Linked DNA regions of Homo sapiens: region 1 is linked to region 2. A link is a contact called in ENCODE Hi-C or POLR2A ChIA-PET data. All regions are on one chromosome and are shown on one strand. Each heading gives the region's core, a stretch centred on a gene start or an enhancer-like site at or near the end of the contact. The rest is flanking DNA. Distances are from core to core; before and after follow the strand shown. Region 1 has its middle 70 kb from the start of RHOU. Region 2 has its middle 100 kb from the start of RHOU.

What was found. A loop is a pair of places that touch in the nucleus more often than their neighbours do. ChIA-PET counts read pairs that join two places held with the same protein, here RNA polymerase II (POLR2A). Pooled maps may share reads with other maps.
Region 1: a pooled map shows a loop between it and region 2 (2.2-fold over the local background). The contact joins two enhancer-like sites. A Hi-C loop is called at or near these places in 2 of 168 maps with a recorded cell type or tissue (GM12878 and naive thymus-derived CD4-positive, alpha-beta T cell), 24 of 37 single-sample maps with no recorded cell type and 15 of 50 pooled maps. POLR2A ChIA-PET finds 5 or more read pairs at or near these places in 13 of 52 experiments (A673, H1, HepG2 and 8 more).

Annotation. Positions count from the first base shown.
Region 1 is chr1:228,802,962-228,808,859 of GRCh38, reverse strand. No RefSeq gene overlaps it. Among named protein-coding and RNA genes, the nearest start is that of RHOU, 70 kb to the right of the region's middle. Within about 2 kb of position 3,744, at least 3 of the 41 ENCODE cell types and tissues checked have a DNase peak (open chromatin) inside an H3K27ac peak, as active enhancers do.
Region 2 is chr1:228,836,287-228,842,832 of GRCh38, reverse strand. No RefSeq gene overlaps it. Among named protein-coding and RNA genes, the nearest start is that of RHOU, 100 kb to the right of the region's middle. Within about 2 kb of position 4,277, at least 24 of the 41 ENCODE cell types and tissues checked have a DNase peak (open chromatin) inside an H3K27ac peak, as active enhancers do.

The sequences.
Region 1 (5,898 bases), core at 2,495-4,994, 33 kb after region 2:
ACTGTGTCAAAAACTTTATATCTTCCAATTCCCACAAGAACATATTTCTTTATAAAACAGATATTATCTTCATCGTATAGATGAGAAGACTGAGGCTTAGATAAGGGAAGTGACTTGCTCAGGGTCACAGAGCAATTGGCTGCTCCCAGAGTTCTGTGCCAAACTCATGCATTTTTAAGAGTTTCTGTATGCAGAAGCTGTACACTGGCTGTGGGCACTGACAGCCACCTGTCCTCTCAGGTCTGTTCCTGTTCCTACTAGAGCCCAATCAGGTCAATAAAATATTATTTTAGTTTTCTTTCTTATGCAAAGGTGTATTAGTCACAGCTTTTCAGAGAAATGGAGCTGATAGAGTGTACATGTATAGAGAGAGATTTATTTTAAAGAACTGGCTTATATGCTTGTGGGGCCCGGTAAGTTCATAAACTGTAGGGAGGGGTGGCAGACTGGAAATTCCAGCAAGAGTCGACGTTGCAGTCTTGAGTCCAAAGGCAGTCTGGAGGCAGAATTCCTACCTCTTCAGGGGACCCCAGTCTTTCCCTTTAAGCCCTTCATCTGATTGGTTGAGGCCCACCCACATTATGGCAGGTGTCTGCTTTTCTCAAAGTCTGCTGATTGAAATGTCAGTCTCATCTAAAAAAATACCCTCACAAGCAACATCCAGGTGGAAGTTTGCCCAAATATCTGGGCACCATGGACCAGCAAAGCTGACACATAAAATCACCCACCGCAGAAGGCTTAAGTCAAAATAAAACCAGCTGTCTGAAGAGCTCTAAGTGGAAGGACAGCACTCTGGTGAAGACCTGCATCATGAAAACCCTGCATTCAGGCCGAGGTTCCCTCCCCTGTTGGGCTGAGCCCCGGCAACTTCTCACCACCTATATGCTCACTGGGTGGCTGTTTGCCCTCCTCACAAATTAAGCTTTCATTTCCTCCAGCCGGCACCTAAAACTGGAGACAGGAGCTCTCATTAAGTTGATCTATAACTTTTCAATTTGAGGCGGCGGGAACCACCTCTGGTTCAGACTCACCTGGTCAATGGATTGACAAACCAGTCCAGAATCAGTGGGAACAGTTGCATTATATTTTATTAGCTTCTGGTGAGGCAGCTGCTGGTTTCCTTTGAGTCTAATTAGTAAATGACCATGTGAAATTTGGTTAGTAGAAGAAGCTGGAGAGGCAAAATTTAAAAATGCTTTCACTCTTGGCTGGGCGCGGTGGCTAACGCCTGTAATCCCAGCACTCTGGGAGGCCAAGGCGGGCGGATCACAAGGTCAGGAGATCGAGACCATCCCGGCTAACACAGTGAAACCCCGTCTCTACTAAAAATAGAAAAAATTAGCCAGGTGTAGTGGCGGGTGCCTGTAGTCTCAGTTACTTGGGAAGCTGAGGCAGGAGAATGGTGTGAACCCAGGAGGCAGATCTTGCAATGAGCCAAGTTCGTGCCACTGCACTCCAGCCTGGGCGACAGAGCGAGACTCTGTCTCAAAAAAAAAAGTGCTTTTACTTTTCTAGGATGCTACGTCACCTTTGCTGGTACTAGCACTGGTAGCTGCTACCAGTTAAATGGTGACACCTTGATCCTGGCCAGTTCTAAATAACTGAGATGAGAGAGCTATTAACTGGTTATTTCATTTTCTCCTTGACAATTGGCTAGGAATTTTGAGAATCTTCTATCTGTTTCTTAGAAACTCTCTGTCCAGTGCAGGACACATACTTATCTAAAAAGGCTCATTTTATCTTCTGTTAGGGTTAGCATTAGCTGTATATATTAGAAAACCCAAATAATAGTGGCTTAAACACACAATGATCTCTTCCATCACACAAAATTCCGGATGAGGCAGCCCAAAGATGATGCGGTGTTTCCATGAAGTTATCAGGCACTTTCTTTTCCATCATCCTCAGTACTTGGTTTCCATTTTCAGGGTTACTGCCAGGTCCACGGTGGCTGCTGGGGCTCCAGCCATCAGATCCACCTTTGCAAAAATAAAAAATAACAAGAGTAGAAGTCTTCTCTAGACTTTTGATACCCCGTTTAGGAAGCCCTTCCTAGAAGTCCTTCTCAACAATTTTCACTTATATCATGTTAGCCAGAACTCAGTCACATGACCATAACTTGCTATAAGGCAGGCTAGGTATATTTCCACCCAAATGATACAGGAGTTGTGACCATACAAAGGTGGGCATGAATGGATGTTGGGGAGAAACTGGCAGTCCTAGCACTACTTTTCTTCCTTCTTTCTGTCCCAACAAATCTTGCCTCCAGGTCCAACTAATGCTACTGACATTTCCGCAACTTAAACCATCCTGTTAGTGAAACATTAAGAATGAAATTATATGATGCCAGAGGCTTGCTTCGAAATAAACAGCAGAAGCTAATTGTAGTGGGTGAGTGCATGGAGACCACAAGAACCATGATTAAAACTGGATGATGTATATATGGGGCTTTATCTTACTAGCCTTTCTACTTTTGTATGTTTAAAATTTTCTGGCCAGGCGCAGTGGCTTAAGCCTGTAATCCCAGCACTTTGAGAGGCCGAGGCGGGCGGATCACCTGAGGTCAGGAATTCAAGACCAGCCTGACCTAGGTGGAGAAACCCCGTCTCTACTAAAAATACAAAATTAGCCAGGCGTGGTGGTGGGTGCCTGTAATCCCAGCCACTCAGGAGGCTGAGGCAGGAGAATCACTTGAACCCAGGAGGCAGAGGTTACAGTGAGCTGAGATTCCACCAGTGCACTCCATCCTGGGCAACAAGAGCAAAACTCCGTCTCAAAAAAAAAAAAAAAAAAAAAAAAAAAAGAACAAAAAACTTCTGTAATAAATATTTTTTTTCAAAAACACACACGTCAGGTTTCCTGATTTTTGTTTAGGCAACACTGCAAACTCCCCATAGATATTTGTTCCATGAATGAACGGATGCTCCCCTTTCTGGAAGTTCTTCTTGCCCTGCTGAGATTCCTTAGCCTCTAAGGCCTGGTGCAAACATCACCTCATCTGTGCAGCCCTATCCTAGGCTACTCTCTCCTCTTCACTGTCCCGTCACGTTATGATACCATTGCTATTGTATTTATCACATGGATTGTCATTATCAAGTCATCGGCTCGTCACTGATCATCACTGCATTGTCATCATTAAATTCATTAACTATTATCTGTCTGTCTCACCAAAACCTTCTGAATTCTGGGAGAATGAGCACCATTTCTCAGCCACTTTCTGCCGCATTTGCCTAGCACAGTGCCTGATATTACAGACAACTGTGAATAAATGCCTGACTTGAAACTGGCTTAAAAGCAAAACCTAGGGTTTAATTGGGACTTATAATCACTTGGTCCAGTCGGCAGACATGATATGTTTGTAGTAGCAGTGAAATTTAGAATTATAGTGCTGGACCTAGAAGCCTTGCTGATTTAGTTATAGACATTGAAATGATGCTAAAAGTCAATCATCCAAAGGAAAGGAAACAGCGAGTAAGAGAGTCAGTCAGCCAAGCAAATGTCAACTGAAAGAGGAGAGGGGGCTCTCTGAGTTCTGGGAATGGATAACGTCATGAAAAAGCACAAAGAGTAAAGACAGACAGAGCACAGGCTGAGTACATTATCTTTTTAATTGTTTCAGGGAACGCTTCATGCCAGAGTGTTCCAGTAAAATGCATAAACGCCTCTCGAGGGATATGGAGGCTTGACCTGGTCGTTTAGCATTTTAACAGCTCTCACTGTGCCTTCCAGGAAGCGGTGCCTCTGTCTCCGTCTGTGGGTTTGGGGCACTCAGATTTCATGACCATGAGCTCCTCAGAGCCTCCGTGCAGACACCAGCCTGCTGTGAGAGAGACTCAAACAGGTTCCTTCTCATATGACAGGTAGAGAAACTGAAACCCAGAAGTTCAGAGTTCCAGGAAATCTCCTGCAGCTGACCCCAAGTACCTGTGGTGAAGGCTCTTGGCTCACAGGGACAGGCAAAGGAAGACAAAGAAAGACTAGCCTGAGACCAGCATGCATGTTCGCAACTAAGCCCATCAGTCAGCTCCTTGCTCAGTGCTTTCTCCTTCCTACCAAAGAGCGGGAAAGCTCACCTCCACAGCAGGTCCAGCTCACCTCCACAGCAGGTCCAGCTCACCTGAGGTGGAGACAAGGGACCCAGGCAGGACTTGGGCACCCACAGTGGCTACTAGGGTGAAGAATGAGAGGGGTGAAGAAGAGGAAGAAAAGAGGGAGGAAGGGGGGTGTCTGCTAGCAATGTGACCTTGCATCTGGCCAGGTAGGACTGTGCTAGACCCTAAGGAGGAAGGAGAGAAGGCAGCCTGTGTAGCCCCAGCTGTGGGCAAAGCACAGGGTACCTCAACACCTTTCCACCCTCCACTGCTCTCCTTACCCCCAAATCTCAGTCGCCATGTTTCTAGACTCTGATTGAGGGTAGTTATCTTTACTTCAGCTTACTTTATGTTAAGATGAAATATTTGATATACACAATGGAATATTATTCAGCCATTAAAAAGAACAGAATCCTGTCATTTGCAGCAACATGAATGGAACTGAAGGTCATTATTTAAGTGAAATAAGCCAGGAACAGAAAGACAAATATCACATGTTTCTCTCTCTTATGTGAAATCTAAAAAAGTGAACTTCATGGAGATTAAGAGTAGAATGGTGGTTACCAGAAGCTGGGAAGGGAAGAAGGGAGGGGAGGATGAAGAGAACTTGGTTAACAGGTAAAAACACACAGTTAAATAGAGGGAATGAGTTCTAGTATTCAATAGTACAGTAGGGAAATTATAGTTTACCATGATTTATGGTATATTTCAAAATAGCTAAAAGAGAATTATAATGTTTCCAACACAAAGAAAAGATAAATGTTTGAAGTGATGGATATCTCAGTCACCCTGATTTCATCATTACACGTTGTATACATGTATCAAAATATCACATGCTTCCCCTCAAATATGTACAACTATGATAGGTTAATTTTTAAAAATATAAAAAATGTATATTAACTATTGGAGGAGGCCCTAAGGTCTGCCTCTCTCAGCTCATAAAAGGGAGTGAGCATCCTGGGGGCGGTGGCTGGGAACCGCATCAAGGAGGAGGCAGGAGAAAGCTGCTTTCTTCCAGGCATAAAGGACCTTGCGTTTTCCTGTGTCAAAACACTGCTCTGCTTTTGGAAAGGAACCAAGTTCTGAAGACCTCTGTACCTGAGGACAAGTTGTGAAAGAAAAGGCAAGCCATGGATGGTTAAGGTGCTGTGTGTTAAACTGCCATCTCCTAACACCAGGTCCAGCAGCCGCAGCCAGACCGCCAGGAGGAAGGGTGTCCTCTGTGAGGGCCTGGATGGTCCCCCATGCTGCCAGGACCACACTTTGGGTCGCTGTGCCCTGCTAAGTAGGTCTATGCAAAACTATCCCCAAAGTCCAAAGAAGCTGAAAAGTTGAAAACAGAGGCTGACAAATCTAGTTTCTCAGAAAGAAACACTTAATAGGGACTTTACGAACAGAGGCCACATCTCAGGCAGCCACAAGACAAGATGGTGGATCCCTGCTCAGTTACCCCTACGACCCAGGGCTATGTACCATATAGAATTTGTCTAAGGGCAGGATGTATGGGAAATGTGTGTTTACAATAACATCAAGGTTGTTTTGACATAAGGGCAGGAGTTAAGGTAAGTACATGAAAGTAAAAATCTCAGAGGCCTTCCCTGAACTGGGGTTAATCAGGAGTCAACATGGCGGATGAGCATCCAAGATGGAGCTGCTTTTGTCTCCATGAGGCTGTGCCTGGCACCTGCTGAGGCCTTAACACAGATTTGTGGAGAACAAGGCAGAACTAGAGAGTGAAAGGTGGTGCAAGATAAAAATACACATCGCTTCTCCTCCCCAGAAAGCAGTTGCTTCATCTCCTTAATTCCTC
Region 2 (6,546 bases), core at 3,028-5,527:
GTTATCATGAGCATGAAACTGTGTAGGATCTCAATTGAGATGCCTGGGAAATAACACCAATCATGTATGAAGTGCCAGATGCAGTACAAATAACCTTTCAACAACGTCTTGGGATAAATCTTATTATACCCATTTCCAAATTTAAAAACCAAGATTGGACTTGATTATGATTCCATATTTGTTCAGACAGCGGCAGCTCCCATACTGGACACACATTTCTCCCTTATTAAAGCTCAGGTTCCTTTACCATCACCCCTATAGAGAGGGACCTGCCCAGGGTCCCAGGAGCAGGGAAGGGGAGCCCAGCAGGGAACATAGCCTTTTGTCTTCCAGAGTCGGTGAACAGGCTGGCATCAGCCCCTCAGGCTGAGCTCATGAGATTCTGGATAGCAGCTTTGTTGATGACTCACCCACCTCACAGTGATAACGTCACAGTCTTGCTGAATAATGCAGCACAGAGCAGGGGTCAGGGCTGTCGCCAGGGTCCCTGCCAGAGCCCCAGGACACAGTTGGGAGCTTCACGGTTAGCCAAGAAAAATGGGTCAGCCCTCTTTGCTCATCCTTCCTCCCTCCTCCTGCTGGAATGGGGCATTGTTTCTCCTTTCTCTGTCACTGTCTTCAGCCAGTGCTTAGAGTATCAGACAGAGTGGGCCTAACCACAGGCCACAGGCTGAGAGCTGTCTGCAGAGACTACAGTGTTTGGCCAAAGGGGGCTTTCCAGCAGGGCTGTGTGAAAACCCAGACCTCTTATTAAGGAAAGATTTGGGGTGGGAAGAATAAGCTGGAAATGTGTTCATCTCTTATCCAATAAGTATTCATTGAGTGCCTACTGTAGGCTGGGATTCCAGGGGGTCAGTGACACAAAGAAATTGAGACCATCTGCTGTGGAATCTCGTGTTTCATTCACTCTTGCGGCCCTACAAGTGAAATGGTATCTGACACATGTAGGCACTCGGTAGGTCTCTATTGAATAAATGAATGACAGGCTTGGTTCCAACTTTTATGAAGCTCACAGTCTATGGAAGGCAAACATATAATCACACAATTAATTCACTCTAATGGTGATAGAATTATGAAGTGCAGGATGAGTTGCGATTATTTTGAAAAGCTTTAAAAGTTTTTTGCTTGAGTGATGTTTCTTTTGAGAGTCTTCTCAGTTTTGATATGAGACAAAAATCTTAAAAGTTAGCATAAGTCTTGGGTGGAATTGCAGCTATAGACAGACAATTCAGCATGCTATACTCTAATGTGAGGATAAATGCCTTTCAGTTTCTGTGAGAGAAAGAAAAAATAAACTCAGTTTCTCCTACTATTCTCTCATAACACAGGGTACTTCTGTGACCTCTGTCACCAATGTATGGGTATGTCCCCCCACCACGCAAGCAAGCAATTCTACAGATTTTCCAGTAGACACTAGCTGGACGTCCTTGAATTCAATTCATTTCTGTCACTACCTGCCTGAAGATAGCATCTGATCCCACGGGTTGAGGGCTCAGTCCCACAAGACCTCCACCACTTCTGATGCCAATCACAAGCCCCAGGTTATTTTACTTGTGGTTTCTGACTGGTTATAAATCTGGGTTCCTAAGACCCTGTCCTTGGGTTTAATTAATTTGCTAGAGCAGCTCACAGAACTCAGAGAGTCACGTAGCTGTGTTTACTGGTGTATTATAAAGGATATTATGTAGGATACAGATGAAGAGAGGCACAGGGCGAGGCATGTGGAAGGCGCTCAGACCTTCATGTCCTCTCCTTGTGTGCGAGTCTCTAGAAACCTCCATGAGTTCAGCTGCCTGGAAGTTCCCTGAACCCTGTACTTTGGGGTTTTATAGAGGCTTCATTATGTAGGCATGATTGATTAAATCATTGGCCATTGATGTTCAGCTCAACCTTCAGCCCCTCTTCCCTCCCCTGAGGTTAGGGGTGGGGGTGAAAGTTCCAACTTTATAATCACATGGTTGGTTCCCCTGGCCACCAACTCCCATCCCGAGGCTATCTAGGAGCCCAGCCAGAGTTGCCCGATTAGAACAAAAGATGCTACTAGCACTCCTATCTCTCAAGAAACTCCAAGGATTTTAAGAGCTCTGTGTCAGGAACTGAGGGCAGAGACCAATATGTGTACAGTCATATGCTAAATAATGGCATTTTAGCCAAGGATGGGCCATACATATGATGGTGATCTCAAAAGATTACAATGAATCTGAAAAATACCTATCCCTTAGCGATGCATGCCATGGTTGTCATAATGTCATAGTGCAATTACTTTATTTTTTAATAAATTTAGTGTAGCTAAAATAAATTTAGTGTACAGTAATGTAACATCCCAGGCCTTTCCATTCATTCACCGCTCACTCACTGGCTCACTCAGGGCAACTTCCAGTCCCACAGGCTCCATTCACGGTAACTACCCTAGACCGTGTACCTTTTTTCATCTTTTTTTTAATTTTTTTTTTTTTCAGACAGAGTCTCGCTCTGTGGCCCAGGCTGGAGTGCAGTGGTGCAGTGGCACAATCTCGGCTCACTGCAACCTCCACCTCCCAGGTTCAAATGATTCTCCTGCCTCAGCCTCCCGACTAGCTGGGATTACAGACACACACCACCACACCCAGCTAATTTTTCTACTTTTAGTAGAGATGGGGTTGCACCATGTTGGCCAGGCTGGTCTCAAACTGCTGACCACAAGTGATCCGCCCACCTTGGCCTCCCAAGTGCTGGGATTACAGGCGTGAGCCACCACGCCCAGCCCCATTTTTCATCTTTTCTAACCACATTTTTATGGTACCTTTTCTGTGTTTAGATATGTTTAGATTCACAAATACCACTGTGTTACGATTGCCTACAGTATTTGGTACAGGAGCAATAGGTTATCCCATATAGTATAGGTATGTAGTAGGTTATACCGTCTAGGTTTGTGTAAGTACTCTCTATGACGTTCAAACAACAATGAAATCACCTGATGCATTTCTCAGACTGCATCCCCATCATTAAGCAATGCGTGACTGTACTTCTTATTATTCCACAGTGGCAAAAATAAAGCAGAGCAAAACAAAACAGTGCGTGTGTGTGTGTGTGTGTGTATGCAAGTGTGTGCATCCAAGCCTCTGTGTCTGCACAGAGTAAGGGTCCGTGGCCCTCATCAATAGCATCTCATGGGCTTTGGATCAGGCATTTGTCATTTGTAATATGTCCCCTTCCATTCTAGTTCTTGCTCGGTAAACCAGTTCAAAAACGCTCATTTCTGCCTCATTCTTCATTCTCTAGCCCCATGCCTCTCCAGGATGGTCAGAGGCCACCTTAGATGGCCCCGGCCTGCCCTGTACTTAGCTTCCCTTCCTCTCACCCCATAAGCCCTCTGTGAAGAGCAGGCTCTCTCCCTCCGCTCCACTGCCCCAGCGTCTTAGCTGAGTTCATGACCATTTTCAAAAATAAACAACAAATATAGTGGGCTGTGGGGGAGACAACGCACTTTGGAGCAAGAGGATCATGAGTCATGGTTTGGCTATTTCTCTGAATTCTAGTCTTGATCAAGTTACTGAAGCTCCCTGTGCCTCACTTTTTTCATCTGTAAACTGGGACTGATGGTATGTATTATCTACCTGACGTGGTTGTTGAGGAGATAAGAGCAAATGGGAGCAGGCATACAAAAGCCCAGGAGTGACGGCAGATTGTGCTAGAGGGCTGGGACACAGCCACATGTCCCACAGGGCCCTGACCACAGCAGGGAATATAGACCCATGACCAGCCCCACACCCCAGAAGAAAGTCAGATGAAAACTGAGATCACTTATTTTCTAAGGTCCTTCTTTCCTTGGGGAGTGTCTATTTGCATGGCCAGTGTAAGAGTGAATGGATTCAAACAGGATAATGGGAACAACTGCGGAAGCTTGGTCCAAACAACTTGAGTTGACCTCCTTAAGTGTAGCCTCCTGTGGTGACAGCGCACAGGAAATGAGGGGAATTGTTGCCTCTTTGTCCAGTTAGAGCTGAGTTACAGCTCAGAGAACCCTTTAGAACCTTGGATGAAAGGAGCTAGACTTCTTTCTGCCCACGATTCTAGAACACCAACCCTGTGGACACACCTTTTTTAAAACCACCAAACAAAACCACATGGAGTGTTTATAACCAAGGAATAATGGCTCGGACCTCCCTTCCCTCAGATAGCAGGAGCTTCTTACGTAAGGGGCACTCGATTGTGTTCACAGAGCCAACAGCATGAGTCACTGACCCCTGAGGTCATTCTGGCTCTTTTCAAAGCAAACAGAGTCCTGTTTTATAGATACAGGTAAGAAGTGAAAGAAAAAAGAAAAAGACAAAAGTTAAGAATCTGAAGGCACCCAGTGAGCAGTGGGGACAAGCACCTTCTCTGTTCATTGCTGGAATCCTGGTCACCCTCGCAGAGGCAGCACATTAATGGTTCAAGGCCTTTGCACCAGTGTGTGATGTAATCGCCACAGCTCAGCAGATTGCTGAAGGAACCACCCAGCTGCTTCTTACAAGTACATACATATCCATGGTGAAAATGTTCTCTGTGCTTGTTCCCTGGGCACAATTCACAACAGAATTTAGAACTGTACTCAACATGCCTCCCTGCACTAAATATATGTCATTGCTAACGTGTGGCTCTGTCACAGAAGCCTCCGAGCTATTCAGAAACTCTCAGGAGGTCAGAAGGGCTACCTTTGTCCAGAGCTCTGGTTAAAGATTAACAGGCTGGAGTCTTTGGGCCTGGCAGGGCCTAATGTAGTCTGCTGTCACCTCTCCGGGGTGAAGGAGCTGTGCGGGGCAGGCCCAGTGCCCACCGGATGACAAGAACAAAAGCCACCACACCCAGAGGCAGGATCTAGCATCTTGACCCCAGCTCTCCCTGAACTTCTCGGGGCCTCTGTTTCCTCAGTTGTGACATAGTGGGGTTGGACCTGACTCCCAGGGTACATGACAGAGGAGGTTTGCAAGGGAGCTGGGCTGGGGTTTGGCCTGCTGCTGGGGCCCTGAGCCCTGACTGCCCCATGGAAGCACAGCAGTGCAGCCCACTTCTGCGTCTGTTGGGGCCTCCAGCTTTCCTCTTCAGGGTTGCTGAGGAAGTTCTGGCAAGTTCCATCCACAGGAAGGTGTGCTGGGGAGGGATAGCAAATGGCAGACGCAAACACTAAGCCACAGGAAGCTCCCCATGGGACCACCAGGTGAAAACTGAGCTTGGCCTTGCTCAGGGGAGCAACCTGACATGGGTTTTTTTTGTTTTTTTGGGGTTTTTTTTGAGACAGTCTTGCTCTGTCGCCCAGACTGGAGTGCAATGGCATGATCTTGGCTCACTGCAACCTCTGCCTCCTGGGTTCAAGCGATTCTCCTGCCTCAGCCTCCTGAGTAGCTGGGATTACAGGAGTGTGCCACAACTCCCCGCTAATTTTTGTATTTTTAGTAGGGACGGGATTTCACATGTTGCCCAGGCTGGTCTCAAATACCTGACCTCGTGATCCACCCACCTTGGACTTCCAAAGTGCTGAGTTTACAGGCATGAGCCACCACGCCCGGCCACCTGACATGGTTTTTATGTTCTGTGAGAAGTTTTGTTGTTTTCTTCTTTTTAACGAGAAGATTTATGAGAATTCCTGCATCTTAACATCTATCCTGACACCGAGATAGAAGGCATTCTGAAACTACACATAATCCAGAAATGTGAACTTCCACCTCGTACCCAGAGGCCTCGCCCAACATCAGGTGCTCTCAGGCTCCAGATCCATTTTCAGTCAGGAAAAGAAATGAAAATACAAAACCAAGCAATTGAGTGAGCCATCTCTTAAGGACTGAATTATCAGGCATCTATAATGCTCTTTACCCTTTTTTCTTTCCCAGTCAGCGATGCTGCTTACACTACACATAAGATAAATGCAGCCTGGAAATGCAGCCTTCCCATTTTTGTTCCAAGCAGGTGGAAGCTTCTCCCTGCTGCTGTGTGGTCCTGACACACATACCCCAGTTAAAAACAAATAAAAACAGAAATGGCCCCACCATCACTAAATAAAACACCATGTATCTCCTTTGGTCCAATCACCCCATCTCACGTGGCTGAGTGACGCTGGCAGAGCATGGACCCCTGGATGCTGGGTAACTGCAGCAGAGATTCTCTCCCTCTGTAAACAGGCTGCAACCCGAGGAATGAATGTGTGCCTTCTTCTAGGGCTGCTCCTACCCTTTGCTTGCACAGCCTCTCTCTGTGCTCTGGTTCATTACAATGCTGAAGTCACTCTGCTTATCAGGGACCTTTGAGCTGCAGAGCACTGGCAGAGGCTGTGAGGAGGGATAAAAGAAACAGAGGACTGTATTTCTGGCCCTGAGGAGTCTACCTTCTAAGGAAGAAGCAGGTAAAGTGCATATAAAAGATAATATGTTACTACATACATAAAGAAATGCAAACTCCTCTGCTGTGAACGATACTCTCAAGCCCTGGGGGCTATGGGATTAGTGAACATCGTCAACCAGGTAACTCAGGGAAAGCTTAGCCGGGTGGTGAATCCATCATTGATCCCACTAGCACAGATAGTCAGGTGCA